Regions from separate parts of the Mus musculus genome. Here regions 1, 2, 3, 4, 6 and 7 are each linked to region 5. A link is a loop called in an ENCODE intact Hi-C map of the cell type or tissue named here. Cell type or tissue: gastrocnemius. All regions are shown on one strand.

The links. Hi-C counts contacts between places; a loop is a spot of excess contacts. Peaks named below come from ENCODE experiments on the same cell type or tissue, not always from the same donor. Only the 100,000 strongest peaks of a DNase experiment are listed, where the experiment ranks them.
Region 1: a loop joins it to region 5, with 4 times the contacts of the local background. A loop is called at or near these places in 18 of 42 quality-filtered maps.
Region 2: a loop joins it to region 5, with 3 times the contacts of the local background. A loop is called at or near these places in 11 of 42 quality-filtered maps.
Region 3: it touches region 5 in a loop (3-fold over the local background); 13 of 42 quality-filtered maps call a loop at or near these places.
Region 4: a loop joins it to region 5, with 2.6 times the contacts of the local background. A loop is called at or near these places in 7 of 42 quality-filtered maps.
Region 6: it touches region 5 in a loop (2.7-fold over the local background); 5 of 42 quality-filtered maps call a loop at or near these places.
Region 7: it touches region 5 in a loop (5-fold over the local background); 6 of 42 quality-filtered maps call a loop at or near these places.

What each region holds. Positions count from the first base shown.
Region 1 is chr14:25,563,709-25,567,708 of GRCm38, reverse strand. The region is part of intron 3 of Zmiz1 (zinc finger, MIZ-type containing 1); the gene reads right to left. Among named protein-coding and RNA genes, the nearest start is that of 4931406H21Rik, 21 kb to the left of the region's middle. In gastrocnemius, CTCF peaks have their summits at 265 (motif pointing right) and 1,766 (motif pointing right); DNase peaks (open chromatin) are centred at 264, 1,508, 1,813 and 2,257; H3K27ac peaks cover 1,036 bases.
Region 2 is chr14:24,777,012-24,781,011 of GRCm38, reverse strand. No RefSeq gene overlaps it. Among named protein-coding and RNA genes, the nearest start is that of Gm31838, 2.1 kb to the left of the region's middle. In gastrocnemius, a CTCF peak has its summit at 1,851 (motif pointing left); DNase peaks (open chromatin) are centred at 1,713 and 2,381; H3K4me3 peaks cover 1,243 bases; H3K27ac peaks cover 2,204 bases.
Region 3 is chr14:25,457,072-25,461,071 of GRCm38, reverse strand. It overlaps Zmiz1 (zinc finger, MIZ-type containing 1), which reads right to left and starts at 1,887. Exons shown (of 24, transcript NM_001310666.1): 1 at 1,516-1,887. In gastrocnemius, CTCF peaks have their summits at 543, 1,517, 2,290 and 3,346 (motif pointing right); DNase peaks (open chromatin) are centred at 1,326, 1,880, 2,772, 3,370 and 1 more place; H3K4me3 peaks cover 4,000 bases; H3K27ac peaks cover 4,000 bases.
Region 4 is chr14:24,635,852-24,639,851 of GRCm38, reverse strand. No RefSeq gene overlaps it. Among named protein-coding and RNA genes, the nearest start is that of 4930428N03Rik, 17 kb to the right of the region's middle. In gastrocnemius, no CTCF peak of the experiment used is centred here; no DNase peak of the experiment used is centred here.
Region 5 is chr14:24,498,184-24,502,183 of GRCm38, reverse strand. No RefSeq gene overlaps it. Among named protein-coding and RNA genes, the nearest start is that of Rps24, 9.5 kb to the right of the region's middle. In gastrocnemius, a CTCF peak has its summit at 1,519 (motif pointing left); DNase peaks (open chromatin) are centred at 853, 1,466, 2,004 and 3,222; H3K4me3 peaks cover 305 bases; H3K27ac peaks cover 446 bases.
Region 6 is chr14:25,117,684-25,121,683 of GRCm38, reverse strand. No RefSeq gene overlaps it. Among named protein-coding and RNA genes, the nearest start is that of Gm32224, 8.3 kb to the left of the region's middle. In gastrocnemius, a CTCF peak has its summit at 1,503 (motif pointing left); DNase peaks (open chromatin) are centred at 973 and 1,510.
Region 7 is chr14:25,015,663-25,019,662 of GRCm38, reverse strand. No RefSeq gene overlaps it. Among named protein-coding and RNA genes, the nearest start is that of Gm41112, 33 kb to the left of the region's middle. In gastrocnemius, a CTCF peak has its summit at 1,588; DNase peaks (open chromatin) are centred at 1,637 and 3,626.

The sequences.
Region 1 (4,000 bases), 1.1 Mb before region 5:
ATATATATATATTCAGCCAAACACACATACATATACGGTGTGTGTGTGTGTGTGTGTGTGTGTGTGTGTGGCTGACTTCTAAAGCTGGCTAGGACAAGGGTAGTGAGCCAAAGAAGCCCAGAAAGTCAAATCCAGGTCATCCGAGTGACTGGCTGGGGACCCAGAAAGGAAGCACAAAGAAACCCCAGGCCTGAAATACCAGCACCCAGCTCAGAGCCTGTAACCAACCAGGAAAAGACCTCCATGGGCATACCAGCCAGCAGGGGGCACTCTAGACAAACCACAGCATCCTGAGGGCCAGATGCTGACTCCAGACTCTCAAGTCCTCTGAACACCTCTACCTTCTCCATCATTTTAAAAGCTCGAAGGTGTCCTGCACTCTAAAATACAGGAGGGCCTTGTGCAGTCGTCCCTGGCTTCAAAGCTTCAGTTTCTCCATGGATAGGAGACAAGAGTCACTGGTGGCTCCACCAAGTTCTGCCTCCAAGGAGGATCTTCCAGGAAGGCCATGCCATTTAGGACCAGGAACTCAGAGAGGTCTTGACACATGCTTGCACATATCGATATCTTCGGTAGCCTAAGGATGCTCTGCCCACCCACGGAAGCTTCTAGCAAGTATGAGGAGCTTGCACATCCCTGGTCAGCAACCTTTCAGCCCCAAGGCTGCTTTTCCCTTATGAACGCTGTCAAGACCCCAGGCCTCACTTCAGGAGGCAAATAGCAAAGAGACAGACAGTACCACTCTAGATCAGGCTAACCTCCACAGGGTCTCTGGATTCAAAGGTCTTCAGGATACCTGTGGGCAAAGTTGTTCCCAACTTGACAGTCCATTTGATTTTGTTTTGGGGAACCCAAAACCCATAATGATTTTGTCCTAGATGACATGGTCTATATCTGTCCAGGTCTGGGCTCCATCTTATGGAATCAAGGTGTGACCTGGCTGGGCTTCCAACACTTGTGAGACTCATAGGACATCAGAGAGGTAACTGTCAGGAGACATTACAGACAACAGGAACAACAGAGGGAGTCCCTGCCCTCCTCCCCAAATACAATCTCATTGTAGTTCAGACTGGTTTCAAATTCATGGGGAATCCTCCTGCCTCAGTGCTGGTATTACAGTTATCTAGCTATTATATATTTTCATTTATAAAATAAAAGCTGAAGAAAGAGGCCCACACAGCACACTCCTTTACATTTATTTTTTCCAGATGGGGTCTTTGTATGTAGCCCAGGCTGGCCTTGAATCCATGAAGCTCTTGTTTGAGCTTCTTGAAACATTATACTTAGTTGAGGTGTCACTTTGAAACTGCTTGTATCAATAGTAGAGAATGGGGGCCAATAACACAGGAATGAACAGAGATGGCAGGCCTGAATTCCACACTGCAAGGTGCAAGGACTTGAAAGCTAAGGGTCTAGGGCCTGAGGAGAGGTTAGCACCAGGCAGGAAAAGGGGGTGGGGCATGGAAGGGACAGCCTGGCTTCTGTACACACTGTTTTCACTGGCTGCCCAGTTCCGAGGCAAAGCCTTTGAGAGATGAAGTGCAAGGCTGCCAGCGGGGCTAAGCTAGAAACCTCTGCCTTTCTAGCCATTAGCATGCTGCTCTTTCCATGTCCCCCCAAGACCGGTGGCCACAGTCTCCTGCGTACTCCTATCTCAAGCCATGGCTGGGTCCCAAATGAAGCCCTTGTTCCATCCCATTGGTCCAAAGCCAGTGGTTTGCAAGGCCACCCAGAACCCCATCACAGCACCCTGTTGTCAGGAAGCGGCAAGCCGTTGGCGGCCAGCAGAGGTCGCCCCACTGCCACAGAAGCACCACTCAGCTGTGTTTGCCTCCAGGTGCCTTTAGACAAAACCATCAGTGGAAGCAGCTCTAGCACCCAGGCAGGACCTGGCTCTCTACCAACCAAGAACCTGGTACCAACCTGGTAGCCTTTTCCAGTCTGCTGCCCTCTGATTAAGTGTGGACTCAATCAGGAAACTTTTCTGTGGTCCTGCCATCCCTGTCCTTGTGTCTTTCTAGTTAGCCTGGGGGGGTCTACAGTGGGTGGGTACCTGCTCTGCTACCCTCCCACTGTGTGAACAGGGCAAGAAGCTGGGCCTCAGTTTGTATATCTGTAAAATGAAGGCCTGGGCTAGCCATCCTCTGGCAGCCTGCCAAACGCCAGAATCCAAGGGCTCCAGCTGCCTGGAAACTCCACCTCAGTAGGAGCAGCACATTCAACTTTAAAATCCAAAGGTTCTGCCCAAGCGGTGGAGCCCGTAGCCTGGAAAACTCCCGGAAAGCCTCTTCCACCACTCCACCAACCCCCTGCCAGATGGCCCAACGCCCCAGGCACTGCCTCTCTTGAAGCTATGCCTGACCAGAGACCATTACATGTATGGAAGTTTTTAGCTGGTGACATGGTAGTCAGGCTGAGTCTTCCCGATTTCCAGGGGTGGTCGTGCTGGGAGAAGTTTCTGTTGACAGTATCATCTCCTGGCAACGCTCAGGTCAAGCTGGCCCCGTGCACTTAAAGCCTCCTGGAGAATGAACTGCAGAGAGCTGAAGGGGGACTAAGAAGCCAACCTCTTCAGCTACACCAGTGGAAAACAGTGGACAGAAGCCTCAAACAGGCGAGAACTCATCTGGCTGTCTTACATATAGGGTCTTTCCCTGGACACAGGGGTAGAGAATTTTTACTGTACAGTGGGCACTCGGAGCACCCCAGTGTGGGAAGAGCACCTCACAACCATCTTACAAATACTGTGTTTTCTTTTCCCACTTCTCAGGCCTAGCGAGTAAACCCGAGCGTCTCCAGGTAAAGGTGTTTTCACACGGCACACACATCTACGTACCCCTCTGCACTCTCCATAGCTGGTATGTGCACACATGGGCTGTTGGCCCAGATGCACTGGAGCACACACATCTCCTGACAGCTTGCACAGGCAAGTAGCACATCTCTGGGGAGCTGTGTGAGCAACGGTGTGCAGAAATGATTCAATCACCATGCACATCTGCAGCGCGAGTTGGGGGAGGGGGGAGGGGGACTGGCAGCAGGGCTGGGAGACTCTGCCCATAGCTTGACTGGAGGCTGTGTTTTGAAACAGGACCAGGGGGACAACCTTGCTCTGGCAAGAAAGAAAAAAAACAAAGAAAGAAAGAAAGAAAGAAAGAAAGAAAGAAAGAAAGAGGAAAGGAAAGGAAAGGAAAGGAAAGGAAGAAAAAAGAAAGAGGGAGGGAGGAAGGGAAGGAAGAAGGGAGGGAATGAGGGGTGGGGAGGGGGAAGGAGGGAAAGAGAGAGAGGAAACATAGAAGCCAGACTTTAGGGTACCACCCCAATCTATTCCTCCAGCAGTGTGGTGGTTTGAATATGCTTGGCCCAGGGAGTGGCACTACTTGGAGGTGTGGACTTGTTGGAAGAAGTGAGTCATTGTGGGTATGGGCATTAAGGCCCTCATCCTAGCTGCCTGGAAGCCAGTCTTTTCCTAGTGGCCTTCAGATGAAGATGTAGAACTCTGAGCTCCTCCTGTACCATGCCTGCCTGGAGGCTTCCATGCTTCCATCTTGAAGATAATGGACTGACCCTCTGATCCTGATGCCAGGCCCAATTAAATGTTGTCATTTATAAGAGTTGACTTGGTCATGGTGCCTGTTCACAGCAGTAAAACCCTAAGACAAGCAGCTTTAGAATTTTAGGGGGACAGAGGTCATGGAGCTTGGTCCTCTCCTAGCCTGTCCCCCTCCTCCCACTGCTCTTAGCCCACATCCCAAGCCCCTCACTTGGGTGGCTCGCTGCCTCCTAGTCTGAGGTCTGAACATATTGCTACAGCTGTGACTTGGCCTGCCCTTGGGTCAGACTGCCTGCCCTTTCACCGCTAAAGGTCCAGCAAAGTGTAGTTGGCAAGTGACACTACTCACTCACTCTACTCCAGTCCCCTCAGTGTCACTGTCACACACCTGTCTCCCCTTCAGCCAGGATGGCTGACAGTTATGCATCTTGAAGCCCATACCCCAAATGT
Region 2 (4,000 bases), 280 kb before region 5:
CCCACACAGGAGCTGACCAGTAGAGGTACTGTCCTCATCTACATAAAAGGAGTGTGGACCCTACGTCCTTCTGCCTTCCCAACTCATTGCTTTCTTGGTTTGGGCTGAGGTCATTTGTGTTTGAGACAGGTCTCAACACATAGTACAGGCTGGCTTCAAACGCTTTTTCTGCCCCAGCCTCCCAACTACCAAGATTACAAGTTTTGCAGCAGTGCCCAGTTGTACTTCACAACTAGGTGGTCACCTCAATTCATCCCCAGCCTCTACCACTCTAGAGTAGAAGCCATTATGGTAGTGCACCTCAGAGTCATCGGCAGGACCCTATGACATCACGTGAAGACGGTACTCTGGATGACACAGGGCTTCCCTGGCTTACAGTCCCCTTAACCCCGTGCAATGGGGAACGTCTCCTTACTGTGGTCTTCAGAGCTGGGGCTTGTGAGGAGAACCAAGCACCTTACTTTCACTGCCAGCTTCAAGGGTCTGGGGCTCTGACTGCTGGCTAGAGGCTAAGAACTCTCCTGGAAGCCCAGCCACTCACAGGACTGACAGAGCAAGTGTCCACAGGGGAGGAGATGTGGATTATCGGAACAGGGAGGTGAGCAGCTGAAGAGGCCAGAGGAACCTCAAACCCAGCTACAACCCACACTGGCCAGCTGGGAAGGTGCCTCACAGTGGCAGGGCTTCTGATCTTGTAAGAGAGAAGCTGAACATCTGGCCAAGTTTTAAAATGGACTTCCTCCTCCTCCTCCCCACTGCTCCTCCCTGCCCCCTTCTTTCCTGATGTGTGTGTGTGTGTGTGTGTGTGTTTGTGTGAGTGTGAACTGTATTTCTCAATCTCTTCTCAGTGAACCCAAAGCTCCCCTATTTCTCTAGACTAGCCTGCCAGTGAACCCCGTAGATTCTTCTCCCGTTCTAGGAATTACAAGCCCATGGGGAGACTCAAACTCGAGCCTTCCTGCTTGAGTAACTAGCATTTCATCCACTGAGCCGTCCTCTCAGCCTCTTAAATGCAGTTTTTTAAGTGCATCTAATTTAGCAGGAGTATGAACATGGGGAGGGGTAGTTTGGCTTAGAGAGTGGTTAGGATCTGAATTACATTGTTGTCATTGTCCTCAAACTTTGACAAGGACAATCCCCTGCTGTGTTGAGTGTGTAGGTACATGCCCAAAGAGCACCTATTTTGAGCAAGGCTATGAGAGTCTCCAAACGCAGAGATAGATTGTCCCCAAGTTTGTCAGCCAGAACCATTCCTCCCATGTGCGTGAGCACAAAAACAGAAAAGACACTCAGGTATCTAATGTATGACATTTATTGTAACCAAGGGGCCCTACACCCGTGTGTTGGTACCTAGACATGTGAACTCCTGTGCCCACTGGGCTGTGCCCTCCGTAAGATGTGCAGCATAGGGCAAGGCTGCTTCCTGAGATATCCCTGAGGGGTGGCACTGTCCACAAGGGCGCACGGTAGTGGCTGCTGCAGCGAGGAAGAGAAGGCGCCTGCGCGTTAAGGAGTCGAGAGACACAAGGCACCCGCAGGGAGGGCCTAGCGAGCTGGAAAAAACGCTGGTATCTGTCCTGCTTCCAGGTCCCGGTTGTCCGCCCCGTCCCCAGCCCCGCAAGAGGAACAGTGGGGAGGAAGTGGGAGGGAACAGAGAAAAGCTGGCAGTGTGGCAGCTGCACCCTGGGCGCTGTGGGAGGGAGGAGGGCGGCGCGCAGCCGCGGCCATTAGTCACCAGATGTCACCTTCTGCTGCCAAGGCGGCGGCTGGCTCAGACAATGGCCGCGCGGTGGAGGGGCGGGCCCGGCCAACCCCAAAGCCTCGCCTCTGCTGACACCTACTGCCCTAGGCCCACACTCAGGCTGCCCAACCTCGGAGCTCTTTACTGGGGCCGTTTCCTTGCCTGGCCCCAGCACCACCTGCTCCACATCCCCTCCCGTTTATCTGCAGAGCCGGCTCACTTTTCAGTGCTAGCGGCACCTCCCGCGTTTCCTGCTTGCCTCCTTGGCCCTCCTCCAATTTCAGAACCTGTCTCTCAATGTACAGGACTGTCTTGACTACAGAATGGGTGGTGTATGGTGGGGCAGGGACTCCCATTTTACCGCCCTGTGGAAAGTGCCTGGTACCTAGAGCGCTGATCTCCAACGCTGTAAGATAGTTTATCTCTGCAGTGGTACACTTAACCCCATTCAGAAAGAAAAAAAAAAAAAATCCTTCCCTCACTCCAGAAATCCAACCATGGAATTGCTGCATTTTCTCTTCACTGGGCACAGATCCTTCCTCCATCACCACCCAAAAATTAAAAAATTAAATAAAAGGGAGTCACCCTTTTATGATGGCTAACGCAGAGCGAGACCTTTCATGTTCATTTAAAATATGCCCAGGCCCACTGGAGTGCGATGAAGAGACCACTAGCTTGTGGGATGAAGAAGTTGTCTTCTATATGAATTGAGAGGACCAGGAAGGAAACACGTTAAGCTCTGTCAACCAAGCATGCATCTGAGCTCCAGCTTTGGATTTTTGTTTTTATAAACCTTTCCAAATGCAAACAGTCTTAGCCCAGGGACCATACAAAAGCAAGCTCCAGACAGGCTCTCCGTTCCCACGTATGCATCGCTCAAGTGGTCATACTTGCAGCATCCAGGGAAGAAGCTTGGCATGTCTGCAGGCTAGGGTCAGGGACAGACAGTCAGACTCACCCAGGTTGGAGTCTCAGTTTGTCCCTGGGCAGCTCGTGACCTTGACCAAGCCTGGGGGTAGGGGTGGGGGTGGAAAAAGCTTTGGAATATTCTTGAAGATCTGCTAGAAGTGCATGGGTTTCTACCATTTATCCCTTACTGCACTGCCCCAGGGCTATATGCAAGTTCAAGTACACACTCTGAACCTCAAGCCAGAGTAGAAGAGAAGACTGAGTTATAGCCACAGAAAAGGAAGTCACCTGTGCCAGATAGATCGGAAGTAGAATCCCAGCCTTGCCCTAGCCTGGCTGTGTGACCTTTCAGTAAAATAACACATCGCTCTCTCGCCTCTGCTGCTCCCATCCCGGCATGCTCAGGGTGGCTGGTTGGTCTTGACCAGAAAGGCACATAACCCCACACCTGAAACATGACAAACCAAAGGGGATGGTGTCACTGCAGCTGTTGTAAGCTCTCTGTATAGATATTCAGATGACCTTAGGTCCTAAGGCCCTCTGACTCTCATCTATACCCAGGGCAGATGAGAGATGGTGGCCATGTAATCAGGGAGTACTGCCTGGAGGAGGAACTAGTATGACCTTATCCCTTCATGGAGCCACTGGTCTCCTGGGGTCGGGGAAACAGTTGAAGGGGGAGGAAAGATAGCTTTGGATCTATGTTGTCCCTTGGGAACGAGAACCCACAGTGACAGGGACAGAGGAGCTTCCCTCTTTCTGCACCAACCAAGATTAGACCAGGTGACTGCTTGTAGATTTAAACATCCTTGCTGAAAATACAATACCCTTTATTACGAAGGTCATTCTTGCATGATAGCAAATTCAGATGAGTCCAAAGGAGACAAGTGACATGATACCCCATCCCCCATGCTTCCAAGCACACCCAGCAAAGTCGGACGTGGTTCTAGGAAGTTCTGTGTCTTCTTTCATGTTTTGCTTTTCTGGTAACAACTGAGAACCTGGGAGCCTTCACTGCTCAGGGCTCAAATATCTGCTCTTAAACACTGAGTCCCATAGCTTGAGGTGGTCAAAGGCTTGCCCTCCATTCTCCTGTTTCCAGGCACCTCTGTTACAGACGCTCTAGGCTTATCTTTTCACACATTTCATAGATAGATGATAGGTAGGTAGGTAGATAGATAGATAGATAGATAGATAGATAGATAGATAGATAGATAGATAATTGATAGATGATACATAGATGAGAGAAGATAGATGATAGGTAGATAGGTGATTGATTGATAGATGAGATAGATGATTGATTGATTGATGATACATAGATGAGATAGATAGAAGATAGATATATGATAG
Region 3 (4,000 bases), 960 kb before region 5:
TCTCGGCATCGAAGCAGAGATCTGGCCGCCGGGCCTTCCAGGGCTCCCGGGTCGGGTGCCGGGATGCCCGGCTCCTTGAGCCCGGGCTGTGGGAGAGGCCCTTCACCCTGCTCCGGGCTGGAGGCACAAGGTGGAACTGTAAACCAGAGAAAGGAAAAGTTTTCGGCAGGTAGAGGGAAGGGCAGAGTAGCCGCGGCGATCCGCTGTCCCCGGGGGAGGGTGGGGGGCCCAAGCCCGCAGTCCTGGCGCGCTCCTGTCCGCTAGCCCTCCCGCCCGGGTTGTTTACATTCCTGGAGTGTCTTTTAAACCGGAGGCTGTGGCCGGCTCCTGGCCTTCTCCCGCGGCTTCGGGGCAGTCTCCCGTGAAAATCTGCTGGCGCACAATGGCCGGGAGAGGAGGCCGCCCCTCTCCCGCGCCCCCACCGCTCCAGGGCGGGGAGCCTGCCCTCTGCACCGCGCCCTCTCCCCGCCTGGCCAGCTTCCTGGACAGATGTCTCCGGCCAGGGGGCGACGCGCTCCCGCAGCCTGCACCGCGACACCGAGGCCGTGCTCCCCACTGTTTTCTCCCTGGCCCTGACGCCAGGAATGTGAAACAAGCTTTCTGAGCTTCCCTCCCACAATCCGGACCGAGCTTCAGCTCCGGCCCGGCCCCTCAATCTCCTCCCGGGTCGGCCTCCCACTCCCCCGGGGCCACCGCCGCCGGAGACAGAGAGGAAGAAAGAACACGGGGAAATTACTTTCGTATTTGCAACGCGCGCGCACACACACACAGACACATCTTCCCCTTGGGCTCGCCTCCCGACTGGGGCAGCCCCGGCCAGGCGTTGGCCTGAAAGCCCCTTCGGCTTCCGAAGCCCGAACGAGAAGCCTCGACACATCTCTTCAACGTGTCCTGCTTCAGCCACGCGCCGCGTTTCCCTGGGCTATTCTCCCCCCAAAACAACTTAACCGCGCCCCCATCTCCCATGTACAAAAGTGTGTTCTCCATAGAAATTCGGAGGCACAACTTAACACCACCAACCCTTGCCACCCTAGAATCCAGCGCCTTCCCGGAGGTTCTCCTACGCACACAGGAGCACAACTTCACATCTTTCCAAAAGAGGCAAGGGAGAAGCAGCCAGTCCTTCCCGGGTCCTCTCCTCCCTCCTCCGAATCCGTATCCCGGCTGGCTCCCGACTGATCGGAGCGACGGCTGGGAGGCGCGCCGGCAGGAGGCGGGCACCGAGTCCGAGCGCACAACCGCACCGGCGCCCCGTACACCCGAAGAACCCCGGGTCCCCGCGCTCATCCGGAGCCGCTCTACACAAGCTGGGCGCTCGCTGGTGGCCAGAGCCTCCGCCCCCGGCGGCCAGAGCAGCGGGCCGAGCCTGCACGGCTGGCTTCTTTCGCCCGGCCAGAGCTAAACCTTTAAGAGGAAAGCCCTAGTATAGTACACGGCGCTCGCACCCCGATGATCCGCCGGGAGCGGGTGGAAGCCTCGGTGTTAACGGGCGCTTGGCTCTGTCCCCAAACTTACCGGGCGCTGCGAGCACCACTGCCACCGCTGGAGGACGCGCCGCCGCCACCGCCGTGTAGGGCAGGCTGGAGCCGGGAGGAGCGCAGCGAGAGCGCGGAAATCCACTCGGCTCCGACTCCGGCTCCGGCTCCTCACCGGCCGGGGCTAGGGTCAGCGCGCTGCGCGGGCGCTGCTCGCTTGCTCTGCAGCCGGATCGCTGCTCGCCCGGCCGGCAGCTTGCTCTCCCGGGCGCCCGCCGCCGCCGCCGCTCGCTTTTTTAATGTCCACAGACAGTGAAAAGGAACTCGGCGTTAGGGGGTGAGTAAGTGAATCAACTCGCCCGGAGCCGAGCAAGTTGAAGTGTCAGATTACATTGGCTATTCTATTTCCAAAGGGCCCCGCGCCGCCGGCCTCCCGCAAAAGCCGGCACGGAGTCACGGCGGGAGCGGAGTGCCGCGCCTCCGGCGCGCAGCTCTGCTTGCCTTGGTTCGCTCTCCATCTGCGCGCTCGCTGCGCTCTCCTTTTCTCTTTTCCTTTCCTTTCCGCCTCTCTCCTTTCCCTTCTTTTCCTCCCTTTCTTCTCCGTTCCCAGGTCTCAGCTCTTTTCCGAACCCTGTTAGGCACCGCGCCACCCTCACCCTCCTCTGCTGCTCGTTCACTCTCGTCCCTCTTCTCGCCTCCCTTCGCTGCTCTTTAACGCCCCCCTCTCCGCATCCCATAAGTTTGGAGCGGAGAGACTGATGTGCCTAGGAAGGGATCACATTGGTAGGAGCAAAATTACTTCCAGAAGGCGTACCCCGCTTCCTACTGGTCCCCTGCAGGAGTGCACTGAGACCTCAGGTGCTGTCAGCTATCTGAATTGGGGTGACTGGATTGCTAATGAGACACTGTGTGCGAAACTTCCATGTAGATTTTGGGATTATTCCTAAAACAGGGTGAGAGAGGGTGAGAGGACCCTAACCTTCACTACCACCGGTGACGCAGGGGAGACTAAAGTGCGCCTCCATTGACATCTTGAGAAAGAGCGAGAGGTGCAGCGAGAACCATAAATACCCACTACTACTTGAAGTTAAGAGCAAGGACGCCTTAGTGCCTGGTAGGGAGCGCCTGGGGCGCTGAGAGCCGAGCGCTCCCGCTTTGCAGAGGTGGAAATAACCCAACCAAGCCCACAGCCCAGGGCTGGGCTCCACTCCTACAGTGGCGAAGAGCACTCACGAAGCAGTTAGGTGCGCTCACTTGCGGAGGTTCCCCTCACAGACCGGCCCCCAAGTGTATCCAAGTGCGCACTCCCTTTGGCTCTTGTCCATTACCACTCACACAGAAACTCCTACACAAACGGCAAACGGGTTTGCGCCTACCTTACAGCATGGCACGCATACTTCTCATAGCACGCATGACCCCCTCCACACACTTGTACACACACTTTCCATCCCAGTTATGCCCGTGCACCTGGAGTCATACAATTGAACACACAAATATAGTGTACACCACCCCCGGTACGTTTAAAAACAAAACAAAACACGAGGCATTCCCCCGTGCACTACCTCTCACATTCGCGTACACATACCACACATGTTCCCCTTACTCTTCCACATCCCTTCCTCAACCCCACCCGCCTCTCGATTAGAGGTAATGTAGTCCTAAAGACAACAAGCGTCTAGGCTGGACCCGCGCGCGCGCGCGCGCGCGCACGCGCTCCCCTTCAGGACAGGCGGGGGAGGCTTGGGTCTGAGCCCGCTAGGGACTCCAGGTGTGGCGATAACTCCGTGCTCCGCGTTTTGCAGGCAGCCACGGTGTCGGAGGCGAGGCGAGGAAGGGAGCTGGAATAACAAAGGCAAGTTGGGAAGAGCGCAAGGGGGCGCAGCCCTGGCCGGGCCGCGGGGGGAGCCCTGCACTGCCGGGTCGTCGGAGGCTGCTTGGCCGCCAGCCGGGGGAACCGGAGGTGGGGAGGAAAAGTGGGGGGAGAGGGGCGGAGCCGCCGCGTGACGTCAGAGAACAATGACACCGCTGGGGGCGGGTTTGGGCAGGCAGCCCGGGCGGGGGTCTTTCTCAGGGCCTGGGGCGGGCGGATGAAGTCTTGGCCTCGCCAAGGCGGCAGTTTGATTGACGAGGTCCGCAGGGGAGCGCAGACGTGCCACGCAGACTCGTGAGTCCTGAGCCTCCTGGGTGGTGATCAGAGCGCACCGCAGGCCGACAGGGGAGCCGGCCGGACAGCTCCCCCCATCACAGACCCCCAGTTTAGAATATCCTTCAGAGGGCTGGCTGATCTGACCTCGGCTTGAACTCCTTCAGGGCCAGAGAGATCACTCCTTCCATCACCAAGACAAGAAGGCAAAATGCGTTTGCTCGCTTTGAATCCATTCTCAAAGCTGTGACTGTCTGGCAGCTGAGAACTCAGCCTGGAATTCCTGAGGGTAGACTGCAGCTCAGGTCCACAGGGACATTGGGCAAGGGTATCTGGGTGCGGGGGGGGGGGGGGGAAGCTACCTTTCTGGAGGCAAATTCTG
Region 4 (4,000 bases), 140 kb before region 5:
CAAAAACCTTTAGGGGACATGATTAAAGCAAGTCCAAACCTTGCCACCTTCCCACACCCACCTATCCGGTGAGAACACTGACAAGGCCTTCTGCAAGGACTTGAGCCAGACGTTTGGGGGCAAGGATACTCTGTGGAGTGTGGGAGTCACGAGAAGCCAGACTGGCCAAGGAAAGGATAGAAGGCCTGGCTGACAAGGCTCACCTGGTAGTTACTCTTTCTGGAAGCTGGTCAGGCAACAGTGGCCCTGGGACCAGAATGGAACAATGGACAGACTGAGCCCTGTAAATCTCTCCGTACCTTGCCCAGTGCTTGCCTTGATCCTGGATTTCCCATTCTGAAACCATAGAGCAGAAGTTGGCATTAAAATGGGTATGAGGAGCCGGGGGAGGGGTGGGGGGCGGCTCTGTAGAGTGCTTACCCAGCATGCTCAAAGTCATAGGTTCAAGCCCTGTGTTCACACAAATGGGGAGTGGTAGTAGGCACCTGCAATCCCATCATTTGAGAGGTGGAGGCGGAAGGATCAGAAGTTCAATGCCATTCTCAGCTATATTAGCAAGCTCAAGGTCAGCTTCAGGTACCTGAAAGCTGACTAGAATAACAAAAGTAAAGCGAGCAGAACACACTGGGGTATCTTCTCTTGGAAAGTATTAGAGTCCAGCAGGATCCAGAGGGCTCCAGGCTTCCTTCCTCCGAGCACCAAGGGCAAGACTAGATGGTAGAGACCCAATGAATTAGAGAGTCAGAGGTCTGCCAGCTGCTCTCAAACCCTGGGCAAAGTGAGGTTCATTTTGTCCAGATGCCTTTGGGTAGGGTGAGACTTAGATACACTCTCCCTGCAGCTTCTGGGGACCCATCCAGCTTGTCATTCAGACTCTTCAGGAAGGAGGGCCAGTTGTCACTTCCCAGGAAATCTCTCTCACCTAACGGCCTGGTGATCATCTGCTTGATCCAGGATGAAGAAGAGAAGAAGCTCCACTGTTCAGGCTCTGTGCTGAGGTGAGGAGATGGTGTTTAGGCAGAGGGGAGTCCTGGGTCATGAGGACCAAGAAGGAGCCTCACGAGCCAGGGAAGGATGTCTGCAGAGTATGCCTACCTGAAGAGAGCCAAAATGGAAGGATGAACAAAGAATGAAGATTGAGCTGCAAGTACAAACACATCATCACCTCAAGTGTTCTCGCCATGTGCCACCTCACAGAGCAAGATGCTTGGGCTCAGAGAGCTGAAACCAACTTGTCCCCAGTCCATGGACCTGGAAAGAGGCAGAGCTAGGAATCAGATCCCAGAATATTTTTCCTCCTGCAGCTTCAGTCTTTGTCCCCGAGGAATGGGCCTGAAACCTTGTAGGTACGTAAGAGTTCACAGCTCCATCAGGGGAACTGAACAGGGAGAAGGAAGCTATGTCTGGGACAGGGGGTAGGGAGGACCCAAGGCTCCTGGGGTGGTGAGAGACTGAGTAGATAACAGGCTGGGGAGATGACTCAGTCAATAAAGCAGTTGTACAAACTTAAGGATGTAAGTTTGCATCCCTAGAACCCATATAAAAATGCAGGCACAGTGGTGGTTACCTGTAAACCTACCACTGGGAAGGAGGAGACAGGAGCTCTGGTCAACCAATATAGCCAAAATGGAGACTCCTAGGTCCAGTAAGAGACTCTATTGAGAGAGAGGAGGGGGGGCTGGGGAAAACACCAGACATTAATTTCTGGCCTGTACACACATAAATGCACACACATGCACATGGACACACATGCACATGGGCACACATGTACATGGACACACATGGACATACACAAAGAATAGGTGGATGAATGTCCCCTTCTGTGCAGTGGCTCTAGGGTAGCTGGAGTCTACAGCACCGGGTACAGAGGAATTCTGAGGACCACAGCAGGCCTGGGGTAGGCAGCAGTCCTTCCATGAAGACCATTGGCGGGGGCTGTGCAGAAAGGGTCAGCAAAAGTTTCAACAGGGTATTCCACCCCATAAAGCCTCCATCTGTGAAGCTTCTGAGGCAGACTGTAGACAATGATATGGGAAGCTTAGAGGAGCCAGAGCCATTCTTACAGGGCCTATGAAGGGCAGCCTGGCCAGTGCCAGATGTGTGCATGAGGACGTCAGTCCTCAACACAAACCAAGCTGCTTCTTACCCACCTCTTGCCTCCAGAGGAAGCCAAAGCCCAGAAAGAGCAGAGTTTTCTCCAGGGCAGTCATACCACTGCTCAGTGTGCTGCAGGGAGAGACCTCCAACATGAAGGCTTGGACCCTGCTCTGTAGCCCACACTGGCCATATCCCCACAAAACCCATGCATATCCATGGGTGGTAGACAGCAGAGAATTTATGGGTAGCTTTCCCAACACCCAGATGAGAAAGCTGAGGCCTAGAGAAGCCAAGAGAGTTTTCCAAGGTGCAGAGGGTCTCAGCTCCTACTGTCTTCTTGTTGTAGATAGCCCACATTGCACTCTGTAACTGTAAAACTGAGACTAGGGCCTTGAGAGATGGCTCAGAGGTTGAGAGCCCTCACATTCTTCCAGAGATCCTGAGTTCAATTTCCAGCAACCAAATGGTGGCTCACAACCATCTATAATGGGATCCAATGCCCTCTTCTGGTGTGTCTGAAGACAGCTACAGTGTACTCATATACATTAAATAAATAAATAAATAAATAAATAAATAAGTAAATAAGTAAATAAATAAATAAATTTTGAAAAAAACTGAGAATATACCATTTCTAAATCCAGTGATCTATAGATAGAAGATGATAGATAGGGAGAAGAGCTATAACTGTCATATTAAGTCCCATCTCTTTATCTCCTGTTTTACCTATTGAAATGGAATGATACCCACTTGAAGATCTTGCCACATTCCCAGGCTTATTCTTGAGTGATCTTGCCTCAAACCTATGAAACTGAGAACATTATTTTTCTCTCAGTCCCTCAGTTGCTGCTTGGATATAGCAACACAGGGCAGACTGACAGCACTGAACCAGGGAACTCTGGAGCCAAATCCACTGAGTTTGACCTGCCAGCAGCTGCGAGTGAGGTCAGAGCACATTTCTGAGTGAGAAGGGACAATCACTCTGTGTTCCTGTGCATCTTTAGTAAGGATCAGGGCAGCAGGCCTCATACCTTCCTTAAATTCCATATAGATATCTAAAATTAATTAGCAGCCTAAGTAGGAGGGATTAGTGTTCTGGGGCTGGGCGGGGCAGTTATGACTGGTTTGGGATGGGTGGTGAGGCTGTAATCAGCTTTTGGGTTTGCAAATCCTTCTCATATACCATCAGCCCCAGGATGCCGTGGCAAACAAGGGAAGTCCTCAGGATTTGTCTTCCAGGTGTGGCAAGAAGGCCATGGAGCTGGGGACCCAAGAACAAGCGTAGGTGGAAAGATGAGCAGATGAGAAGAAAGCAGAAGATGAGAGGGAGAAGCAGACACAGTGGGCAGAGCCTGGGGCTTATACCTCATGAGTCTCAATGTTCCCAGGCCATGCTCCTGGGCTCGCAGGGCTCAGTCTCCCCTGATGTAAAACTGTACAGTGTATCATACAAACCAGGAAACATCTTTACCTTTCTATTAAACCATAGGAAGTTGAGGTTTGACTTATCAGAAGCATTTGATATTGGTAGTGCCAATTGATCCCATCTCAGAGTAACAAGGCCAGGAAACTGGGCAATGATTGGGACTGTTACATAAACCAAGATGGACCATCACCCTGTGGCTCATGAGTGTGCCTCCTGCCCCTCCTACTGACTTTGAATGTGAAGCCCCAGCCCATCCCACAGCCCCTCTGTCATTAAGCTGAGGTATAAAGATTAAGTTAATGGCGGGCGAAGAAAATCAGCTTTGTTGGCAAATTGTCTCTGATATTTATTTTGAACATTAAAACGAATCATTCCAACTAAAGAGGGCCGTAGCGCGTGGCCCATTAAAACACATGCATTATGTATAACCCTCCTAGCTTCACCTCCCAAGTATTATCACCCTAAAAAGCAAACATGGTT
Region 5 (4,000 bases):
GCCCTCTGGCCGGGCATGGTGGTGCACGCCTTTAATCCCAGCCCTCGGGAGGCAGAGGCAGGCAGATTTCTGAGTTCGAGGCCAGCCTGGTCTACAGAGTGAGTTTCAGGACAGCCAGAGCTACAGAGAAACCCTGTCTCGAAAAACCAAAAAACAAAACAAAAACAAAAAACAACAACAACAACAAAAGAGGCCCTCTGCTTCTCTGGGAAATCAGGTAGTTATCTGGCTTAACCTGTACCCTCTACTGTGGAGAGTTATGACTCAGTGGTCTTGCTGGTGGGGTGGGCAGTTTCTAACCAAATGCTGTGTATCATCAGACACGGTGGGAGTCAGCAGAAGGCTGGAATCTCCCTTGGTATTGGATACTTCTATAGGCTCATATTGGCCAATGCCAGAGGCTCAATGCCTAACTCGGCATTCAACTTCTTCAGTGCGCAGCCACTATAGACATAAGATACCAGTCCTTTGTATTAAGGAGGGAAATGCTGAAGTCACTGTGAGACAATGTATTTTCTGAAGAAACACGTGCAGCCAAGAGGAGACCATGATGTAAATCTTTCCTTCTTCCAAACACACAGAATAGAAATCTATATAGAGGCAAATCCTGGGTGTCTAAGGACCTGAAAAAAAAAAATCCAATTTGGTAGGTTCCACCTTACTGCCTTGCAAGTCCCTGGAAAGGCTTACTGAAACGTACACCAGAGATGGATGTCATGTCACAGCCCCTGCAGTGTCCTTGCACCACATGCCTTTCAGAGTCTGAGCTGGGCTCTTCCCCGGCCCCCTGGGGCAGGACTTGTATGTTGTTATCTGCATGTGTGTATTTACACTTATTTTTAAAAGCAGAGGATCTATAAGCCTGACGCTTCTTCTGTAGGAGGGGAGGATAGACCAGGAGACAGAAAGGGGGGTTGTCGGCTTCCTCCTTTCTTCCCTAGGGCAGGATTTTTAGACATGGAGAGAAAGAGGGGCTGAGAGCCACCTAATGAAAGCTACTCCCTTCAATCTCCTGGGAAACTGGGGCCCAGAGGTGAAGGAAAACTGCCCCAAACCACAAAATGAAGACTCGAAATTGGCTCCTGTTCCCATCTAAACAAGACAACACTATGACACGGAAGCACGTTGAACGCTGAGCCATAATCGGCTACTGGGGTTCTAGTGCTCTGCCCTCCAAAGGAACTGTAAGCTGCCTGGCTGGGCAGCTACAAAAGGGGAATGTTGTTTGCAGAGGATCTTCAGAGACCTTGCCCCACGGATGGGTAGGCATCGCCATGCACATGTGAACAGCAGCAAGCCCTCCAGGTTCAGTTTCACCACGAGGGCTGAATCCTGTAAACAAGATTACCACCCCGGCAGACCTTCCCGGAAGAAGAAAGGCTGACCCCTCAGCTAATCTGGCAGCAGGCTTTCTTCAGGCTTCCCGAGAGCAGCAGCAGCAGCCGCCGGGACAACAAAGCCGGCGATTCCAAGCCTGAATCCACAGTGCCCCCTCGTGGAAGACAGCCGCAGGGACCACTTTTATTCCACCAAGGAAGGTTCAGTATTATGGCTATCAAAAGCATCCATTGCTGGCCCCCACAGTTGTCTCCTCCCCCAATACCCTTAACTTTACTCCGCGCCAAATGTACCTGCCAGGCTTGCTAAAACCCAGGTAACTGGGCTCCACTCTCACTTTCCAGTAGTTGACTGAGTACGGTCCGGAAATTTGCAGATCTAATAAGTTAGCAATTGGTGCTGTGGCTAGAGTGAATACCCATGACCTTCCTTAGCTACTCTGGCTCATTAGGCTGACTATTTAGCTCCCTGTAAACCTCAACATCTTCATCTGCAAAATGGGCTTATTTGTGCCTCCCTCCTAGACTCAGATCCCAGTATAATCTCAATAAATCTGTTCATGTGTTTATCACATGTATATATTTACACGTGCATGCACATATGGAGGCCAGAAGTAGACCTCAGATCTCCTCTCATCATTTAGGCTTAGGCTGGAAAGCGTCCCAGAAATCTGCCTGTGGCTTTCCTGGCACTAGGGTTACGGGTATCCGCTTCAGCCCAGCTCTTCTGTAGGCGATAGGGATTTAAACTCAAGTCCTCACAAGTGCAAGAACTTTATCCACTAAGCATCTCCCTAGTTTTGTGCCCGGAATGTTTATTAGCAGTAGTTGTAGTATTATCATTCATCCACAAGCTTCTCTTGGACAAGACCTGTCACATCGAGAGACATCGGCAGAAAAGACCTTTGTGAACTTTGAGTCCAAGCCTCAAAGCTGTTAAATTTTCAGATGAATGAATGCTCCCACTCCGAGCTACAAAGTGAACACAGGTGAACAGCTGAGTATTTTTAACAAAGCCTCACTACTCAACCCTGCTCTTGTACCTGCTATAGAGGGAGGGGTGGGAGCCCTCTGTTCCCCAACAGCTCCTGCTGCTGGACGCTGAGGAGCAGGAACCGGGCCGGGCCGTTTCCCAGTACACTGCTCAAATACCCGCTCATCAGCCCTCTCCAGCTGTAATCTTCCCATCGTGCCTGATGAGCAGTCAAACGGCTCAAGTATTCTGTGTGGAAAAACTCAGCGTGTGACAAGGACACTCCACTTACTGTTCAATCTCTAATTCTCCACATTTCTTTTACTCAACCAAAATAATGAATGAGAAAAGTCCTCAGCCTGGCACACGGGGTCTTCCTGGGGTTGTTCCCTGCTGACCTTTGGGGGGGGGGGGGGGCGGCTTGCTCCATCAGGTCTTATCCTCCCACTCCCAGCCTGAAGACTATGGGAGACAGGGCCTCAGGTCTGGCATAGGAGGAAAGTCTGGAGAACGGAGGAACAGCTGTGTAGTGCTTTGGGACTCAAGAATTTGTGCTGTCCACATTGATAACCCAGAGTCAGCCAGCTATCTTTGCTGGTCTGAGGTCTGTTCAGAATGGGATTTCTCCTGTAAAAACAGCAGGAGTTAAGGGCAACTGTCTGAAGCCACCTAAACAAATTCAGGATTTCCATCTTTCCCCTGCCCCACCACAGAACGGCCACTCCCTCACGCACCTGCTTAATCATTTTTCATGGCCTTGAATGTGACTCTGCTCTTGAATTTGAGCCAGATCACATCACTTAACCCCATGACCTCCGGAAACCTTCCAGGATCCACGGCCTTACACCAAGTTTGGCTGTGGACTGCCACAATGTCCCAACCTGCTAGCTACTCCAGGAGCCAGACCACAAGATCCTCTATTGGCTTCTTTCCTCCCCAGGTGCCAGATCAGGGACTGGCAGGGCACAGTTAACTTGGTAAATGGGTAATGTGGTTGGCTAGGCTACCTATATTCAGTATCCCTATGGCAGATGGCACCTCACTGACCAATGTCATGCCCAAAAGAAAGCAGCTTGGTGACTGAACATACAGTACTACCTTGGAGTCACAAAACTGCGTCCTAATCCCACCCTCACATGGTACCTCCCCAACCTAAACTACTGGTTGTCAGACCTCACCAGCATCCTTCCAGGTAAATTGTAGACCACTGTGCCCATAATGTACCACTTATAACCCACCTGCCTCAGCTCCAGGAGTTTGGTATAAGTCTTCTTGGACCAAATTAAAATTCTACTTTGGCAAGGAAGGAAAGCAATGAAAGACAACTGAAAGCTACACACACAGGATACTGGGGCAATCTAAAAGCAGCCCCCAACACCACAACGGAGACACTACACTTGCAGAACCATCTCCAGCCTTTCTTCCCACCCTTGATGGTTTCTACATGGAAGGAAGCTCACACACCACACATCAAGTAGGCACAAGGTCTGGAGTTTTGAGCCTTGTGCTCTCGTTCTCATTAATTTCCAGCTAGTGCTAGGCTGGAGGGGCGGTGCATGGGCCTTTTCTGTAGTAAGATCACTTAGTAAGTCACCCTCATGTCAATTGTAATGAGACACGATCAACTTAGATCAACTTTGCATTCTTATAAAGGCTTGCCCAAAGCAGAGCGCGTTATCATAGTTATCAG
Region 6 (4,000 bases), 620 kb before region 5:
GGTGCTTTCAGCCCGTGATCAGTTGGTCCTATTGCTCCAAGCCTGTAGGGATGCAGCTCGTCATGGTGGGGCTGCAAGACACAGCAAGTTGTCCACCTCGTAGCTGGGAGGTGTCCACTTCATGATTCCATGGGAGGGCATGATCTCAATGACCCAGATCTCACTAGACCTCATGTCTGAAAGGCTCCATTACCTCCCATTTCACCCACTGGCTAACAGCAACAGAATTCTGTTGTGACCCAGCTACCGCCAATTGCAAGGCCAGAGAGTCCACTGCTTGGTTCTTGCCTCTTGCTGATACTAGGGCAGTAGGCAGAACAGGTCCACTCTTAAACTGGCCAGCATTTACTTCTGAGCTTCTTTCTTTATGTGTCTTAGAGATCAAAGTCCTGGCTTTCCCAGGTATTCTCCAAGTTCTAGGTGGTTACTGAAGCAAGTTTGGACAATGGGGCATGGATAATTTCTTTTTCCAAACTGCAGGGTGGGGAGGTGTATTTCTGGGAGAGATTTTGTGGGGATCATTGATCTCTGAACTGTCTTGACTGAGGACTTAATTAAGGTTGATCAGATCGTGCACTTTAAATAGGTGTAATTTGCTGTACGTCACTTCCACCTCGGAGATGTTTCTAAACATTGCCAGGGGTTCCTGGGAGAGATTGACTTTCCTAGCAAGAGCCGACTCCTCCGTGGGAGGTGCCTGCACTGGCCTCTTCTCATGCAGGGAGGCAGGTGGCTATCTGCAGCCTGGGTGGCCATTTAACCATCTCAAAGAACAAACGAGTCCTCGTGGAGTGGATTCTAAACCCAACCTGAAGTCACCTTCCTGATAGGAGGAAATTGAGCTGGATGTTGGCATCGCTGTCAGCGAGGCCTCTAGTTCTTTGAAGCCTAAAGACTTCCTACATAAACCTGGGTGTTTGATCTGTGTTTATTGGCTAAGTCACTAAGCTGGAAGGAAGGCCAGGTCTTCGTGGCTAGAGGCCAGGAAGGCTTTTCATGGGAAGAGTAGAAACGGTGCTGAATCGGGGTAGGAGGTCGGATTTTGCTAATTGTGGACAGGGAGTGCATGGAAGCCAAAAGGACAGGAACAGAAGCCATAATAGCATGTTGTCTTCTAGATAAACCCACTGTCCCGGGTGGAGGCAGCCTTCCCATGCTCCCTCCATCTTGGCTAATAAGCTAGCTCATATTTTGTTCTCCTCCCCACATTATTTTCCCCCAGTGACAGAAAATTACAGCTGACAAGTGGCAATTGATCCCTCCACATTATTTTGAAGCAATTATATTGAAATGGGAAACAATGCTTCCAGGAAAATGGCCGATAGCAGACTAACACACAAAGCTTTCTCCAAGACAGATAGGCGAAGCCAATTTGTCCCACATCGAAACTGACCAGATTTTCTTCCCCTGAAATTACATTTAATTATTGCCTGGAAATCTTCAAAGCTAACTCTTGCTTCAACCCAAGGTGCAGAGGACATGCCAGAGTCCTTGGGTGCCCTCTAGAGGGTCTGGGGGCCCTGGGCTTGCCAGGATCCCTCCAACAGATAACCTTTGAATGCCCATGTACCAAGAAGGGAATCTGTGGGCATGTGGGTGAAGCACAAGTCAACTTCTCCAGGAAGCATGGTGGGGCAACCCTCAAAATTCAGGAATTAACAGAGAAAAACATGTTTCCACGGCTCCCTAGTATGGGTTTCAATGATCACCATCCTATATTGTTTGAATTTATACAATGCTACAACTAGATCTCTGTTTGCATTGCTCTGATGAGATGTCAAAGCAGTACTGCAGATTTATTGTTGTTTGTTTTTGAGACAGAGTCTTAAGCACACCAGGATGCCTTTGACCATGACCTTCTGATCCTCCTGCCTCTGCCTCCCCAGTGCTGGGATTATAAGCTTCCAGCACCACATGCAGTTTATACGGCTGTGAGAATCAAACCCGGAGTCTCGTGCATACAGGCAAGTATTCTACCACCTGAACATCTCCAGTCCTCACTGCAGATTTAAACATGAGGCTTAAAGCTGACAAAGTTAATGTCCCTGCACTACATCAGTGGTGTAACGCTGCCTTTGTTGTGTGCAGATTGACACCTGTAATCCACACAGGATGACAGGTGGCACAGGACAGCCCCACTGTGAATTTTTCCTGCTTCTGTGACAGTGGGATTTGACAATTTCCCATTATGTCTCTCCTCTGGGACTTCAACATCATCCATCCATGCATGTGCTGTCATGCCATTAGGGTCTCACCTGATGAGGGCCAACATGGCTAGACTTGGCCTTGTCTGTAGGCCTGTGGGATGCTTGTAAGACCAGCAGGAATGTTTGACCATGTGACCACTGTAAGGAAAAATAGCAGCTAGTCTCACAGTCTTCATCCTCTGTCATCCACCGGCTTCTCATAAGGAAGTGTGGAAAGTGTCCATACCCAGGCCCACCTCAGAGCCATGAAGTTAAACCCAAGGTGCAGTGGTGTGGAGAAAGCATGATATAAGCCAGCCATGCAAACATGAGATTGCATCAGAAGTCTGTGGTGAATGTGGAAGGGCCAAACACGGACGACCCAGCCCTGCAGTTCCTAAGTCTGATGGGTCATGTGTGGACACAGAAAGGGGCATCCCTCACAGAAACCCTGCAGTCCCTGCTCAAGAGACTCCATTTCAGGAGCCATCAACTTCAATGACAGGGATATTTAGAGAGTACATAGAAGAGCCTCAGTAGGAGACATGGCCATGGACTTGGCCTGAGACTCAGATCCCCTGACTCCCTACCTGCTCCCTGTGGTCTCTGGCCAATCACCACTCCACATGAGTCCCAGTCTTTGGTGAGCATCCTCTCCAGCTCAGAGAGTAGCTGGGAAGGCACATTGTTGGAGTCAGGCTTGGCTTGGAGTCTAGTTGTACTGCTTGACTGCTGTGTGGGCCCAGCCAAGGCCTTCATCGGCATCATGGAGAATAAGGCTAATGAATCATGGCTGGTTATGGGGTTTAAACATATGCTAACACTCTTTGTAAGCTCCAAAACCATGAATTATTTGCTGTGTAAATTGAAACTTAAGTCCAGGATAAAGGATGCCTGGGAACAATCCCCCAAGAGAAGCAGCCACATGTCCATCTCTTCTGTCCATACCAGGATTTCCTGAAAGCCACCCTACGGCAAACAAGCCCTTGTGTGTGCAAAGCTGAAAGATGATCTGAAATCCCAAGATGGATGCTAGTGGGTGGTCCAAAGGAGAGGATCTAATCACCCTCCCTAGCATTCATACTAAGGGAAGCAGGTTGAATGACTGCCTTTCTGAGAAAGCTCGACATTCAGTCAGCACTCCATATATCAGGGGGAAATATGATTGATGGAAGGGGAGAATGTAGGGCAGTGCATTAGTTTGCTTCTGATGCTGTGATAAAACACCACAATCAAAGGCAACTTGAGGAGGAAAAGGTTTGTTTCATGTCCAATGCTATGAGCCATCATTGAGGGAAACTAGGACAGGGACTCAAGCAGGGCAGGCACCTGGAGGCAGGAACTGGAGCAGAGACTATGGAGGAACTCTGCTTATTGAATGGATCTCTGTGGCCTGTTCATCCTGTTTTCTTGTACACTCCAGGACTCCCTGCCTAAGGGTAGCGCCGCCCATAGTGGGCTTAGCCATCCCACATCAACCATTCATCAAGAAAATGGCCCACAGACTTGCCTACAGGCCAATCTGATGGAGGCATTTTCTCAACTGAAGTTCCTTATTCCCAGATGACCCTAGCTGTGTCAAGTTGCAAAATAAATAAATAAATAAATAAATAAATAAATAAATAAATAAATTAAATTTAAAAAAATCTAATCAGCATAGTCAGGAATAGAAAGTCTTCCCAGGACAGACCACTTCTCTATGCTTCAGCTGCCCCTTGCCATCTCTGTCACAGCTCTCAGCCAAGATGGTGACAGTGAGATCAGCTTCCTGTCACAAAACCCACAGGCACATTGAAGACAGCTCTTTACTGTGG
Region 7 (4,000 bases), 520 kb before region 5:
GCTCTGACTCTGTCTGCTTCAGTCTCCAACAGAGGAAATGTTAACAAGCACTTCTGTGAAGCCATTTGCTTATGAGCCTCGCAAGTTTCCAGACATTTCAGCTTGAAGCAGCCCCAAGAATTGCTGGGGGAAAGCCAATAGCCTGGGCTGTCTAGTCCTCTTCTGAAGAACAAACTGTCCCCTCCTCTAAAGGTCACAGAGGCCACGGGGGTGCACACTGGTTGTAAAAGCTATGTATAATGGGGCCAAGTGCCCTAGTAAGAACATGGTGTGATTCAAGCCCACTGTAATCCTGACCTTGAGGTCCAGTCAGTAAGTATCAGAAGCCACAAACCCAGTCTGCTTCTTCATCTTGTCAGTCGTGTGGTGTGGCCTCTGACTGCCAGTCATCCTCCTGCCTCTTACATGTCATTGTTGTCTTCATTAAAGTAGGACAAACGCCTTCAAAGAAGAACAACAATGCTCTGTGTAGAGAGTTGCCTGTGGCTCCCCACAAGTCTGATAAAGACTATGTTCGTGAGGTCTCTGGTCACCCAGTGTCTCTGGAGGCCTTGTAGAGGGCAAAGATTTATCCTCTGAGATCTCTAACAAGTGGCCATGGCACACAGAGAGCGGGCAGAGCTGTTAGCTCACATGAGGAAATGTCTTACTAACGAGGGTCAAGAAATGGAATCATATGAGATACCGATTCCCTATCACAGGAAGAGAATGGATGTCTGCCTGCCAAGGGTGCTCTGACTGATGGTGGGCATGGAAATCAGGAGGGTACCAGAATCAAAGATGCTTAGCCTTAGACAGATGTAGCTAAAGTGGGGCTTTAGCAGGTGTGATCTCCAGGACAACAGCGTGAAAAAACGCATATCCTTCAGAGCAGCACATATACTGGCCTTGCTTCGTGTCTTTGAAGTCCCCTGACAGCTCTAGAAGGTTTTGACTGTAATTCATATTTCTTGACTCTATTGCCATTTCTTCTAGAGTTCGCCCAAGGGAGGTGTTAGATACAGGGCTAGGGGCTTCCACTCAAGGACATGGCCCTTGAGCTTTGTCCAGGTACATAAACATTTTCCTGATTCCCTGGGGGCTGTCCCCTGATGTTCACGAAGCACTGGTACACATTGGTACCCAAGGCATGGACTGTCCCCCCCGGGAAGTTAGGAGCAGCTCTGCATGTTTGCTCTAAGTGCACACAAGCACATGGGACTGTGTTTTGGTCACCAACCATTTTCTTAGCCTTAAACACTGTGGTTTTTCTCCTCTTTGCCTGACTCTGTCGTCTTCTCTTTCCCTGACTTAAGAATGGCTGTGGCATGACTAAAGGGCTGTCAGGTTTTCCTTCTGGCTCTGTCTGGTTCTCTTGTGGGCCCGGAGAGGTAATCAAGATCTTCTGAGCATGGATACAACCACGGCTCGTGAAAACAAGAGATGTGACAGTCACCTACTCCAACCATGGTCCTGCACCAGGTCCCAGGAAGGTACCTTTGTGACTCTAAAGCCTGGGAAGGGTCTGACTACCCTACCTGCAAAGTATACTACCAAGTACCCCCAGCAGCCTTTCCTGTCTGAGATGCACTTCTCCTGCTTGGCCATGGGTGGCGCTGTTGTCTGTATCCCAGATGAAGACTGGAGGAACCAGCAACAGCCTGGTGAGCAGTGAGTACCAAGAGCCCCATCATATGGCTGCCATTGTGTACTCTTAACGTGCTCAATACCTAGCTCCTGCTGGGACCAGCCAACCCTGCTTGGGCCTAGTTCAGGCCTGGATATGGCCTAAGCGATGGCCTCTGTGACTGGTATGCTGGTGATCTTCCACTGAGCACACTGGTCTGGTTTCCTCACTAGCTTCTCCTGGGTCAGCCAAAGCATTTTTTTTATAAAGGAATCAGGCACCATGTTTTGCTTGGCTCTTACAGTATGCCTGGAAAGAGTCATAGATAAGGAAACCGAGATGCAGGCAATTCTGCTTAGGATCCAAAGATAAAGGAACACTGTCCCTTCCTCTGCTGGAGGACCAAGTCCAGCAGTCCTCCACCATGTTCCTCTCTAGAGCTACCAACGCCACTGTAGACCCCAAGATGCTGGACCCAGTACACACTTGCCCTCTTGGGTGGGGCCTGAGACATGTTTGCAATCAGTTCCTCTGGGCTATGCTCATGTAGCGAGGGCTGGGGCTAAGTATTACCAGAACTAGCCATGACAAAGATGGCCTGTCTAAGTACAGGGTTTGAGGGAACAGAGACAGAACTGAGTAGAACAATCTCTGTTAAAAATGAATCTGTGTATCCAGGGAGATGGAAACACGAGACTTTATTCTGTGATGGCATCTAACTTACTTGATTAAGTCATTCTGTGTGCCTCAGTTTCCCCCACCTATAAAATTGGGAATGAGGGACTTTACACCACTGTGCTTCATGGCCCTGCATACCTCAGCAGTTAGAATAAATGGCAATAGTTCTACTCAGGCTGCTTGGGTGGGTCCATCTGTCTTGAACGCTGCTGCTGTGTTTTCTCTCTCTCTCTCTCTCTCTCTCTCTCTCTCTCTCTGTGTGTGTGTGTGTGTGTGTGTGTGCGCACGCGCGTGTGCATGTGCGTGTGTGTGTCTGGCTCTGTCTGGCTCTCTGTGTGCGTGTCTCTAGGTGTGTCTGGGTGTGTTTGTATGTCTGTCTATATGTCTGTCTCTGTGTATATGTCTTTGTCTAATTCTGTGTCTGTCTGTTTATCTGTCCCTGTGTCTGTCTGTCTGTCTGTGGGCGTGACTCTGTGTATGTCTGGGTGTCTCTGTATGTATGTATGTCTGTCTCTGTGTATATCTGTCTCTGTCTATTTCTGTCTGTCTGTTTATCTGTCTCTGTCTGTCTCTCTGTGTGTGTCTGTCTGTGTATATTTGTCTGTCCTTTTCTGTATGTGTCTATCTGTGTGTCTGTGTTTCTCTTTGTCTCTCTCTGTGTCTGTCTCTCTGTATGTCTGTTTCTGTCCCTGTCTCTCTGTCTCTCTCTCGCCCTCTCTCTCTGTCTCTCTGTCTGTCTGTCTGTCTGTCTCTCTCTCTCTCTCTGTGTTTATGTGTGTGTATTACGCACATCTGCACACACATTTAGCTCATGTGTCTGCACTGTGATATGCATGCCCATACTCTTCATTAGAGGATAAAGAAGGATGTTGACAACCTGGTCAACCCCCTCTATCTTTTCCCTTAGGATAGGGTCTTTCACTGAACCTGGAGCTAACCTGGCAGCCAACAAACCACACTGATCCTGTTGTCTCCCCCCGCCCCCCCCCCCAGCATCGGGTTACAGGTATGCAAGTGGCCATGCTTGGCCTCTCCTTTAATGTGGGGGCTGGAGATGGAATTCAGCTCCTCAGACTTGCACAGGGCACCCCTCTTCCCCTCTGAGTTACTTTGCCAGCCCCGAGCCTCACCTTGTAAGGATGGCATCTAAAATCCCCTCCCAAATGGAAGTTGCTTTGTGTCTATGACTGCATTTGCTCAACCATCCAGGAGAAAGGATTTCATGCTTTCCCCCTCTCTCTTCTATGTGGCAGACAAGCTCAGAGTCTAAGTGGTCCAGCCAGGGTCTCATAGCACAGATACAGTGAAGCTAGGGGTGGCTGGGGAGGTGCCAAGGATGCTTGCCTGTGTAGAATGTCTCAGGAAGGCTCTGAGGCTTCAGCACCTCAGCCTCCTGGCTAATTGTTGACAGGCTTCCTGGGGGAGGACGTGATATATGCAGCCAAGCTCTCTCTCTCTCTCTCTCTCTCTCTCTCTCTCTCTCTCTCTCTCTCTCTCTCTCTCTCTCTCTCCCCTCTCTCCCTCCCTCTCTCTCTCTCCCCTCTGCTCTCCTCCTCCTTTCCCCCCTCCCCTCTCCCTCCTTGTCTCCCTCCTTTCCTCCCTGTCTAGCTTTCCTTTCTTGTAAGCCTGCCATGAATCAGGAGAGGGAGAGGCACTAAATAAACAGAGATGGATTGGGGCAGAGGCTCTGGAGTGGAATCGGTTTTTTTTTTTTTT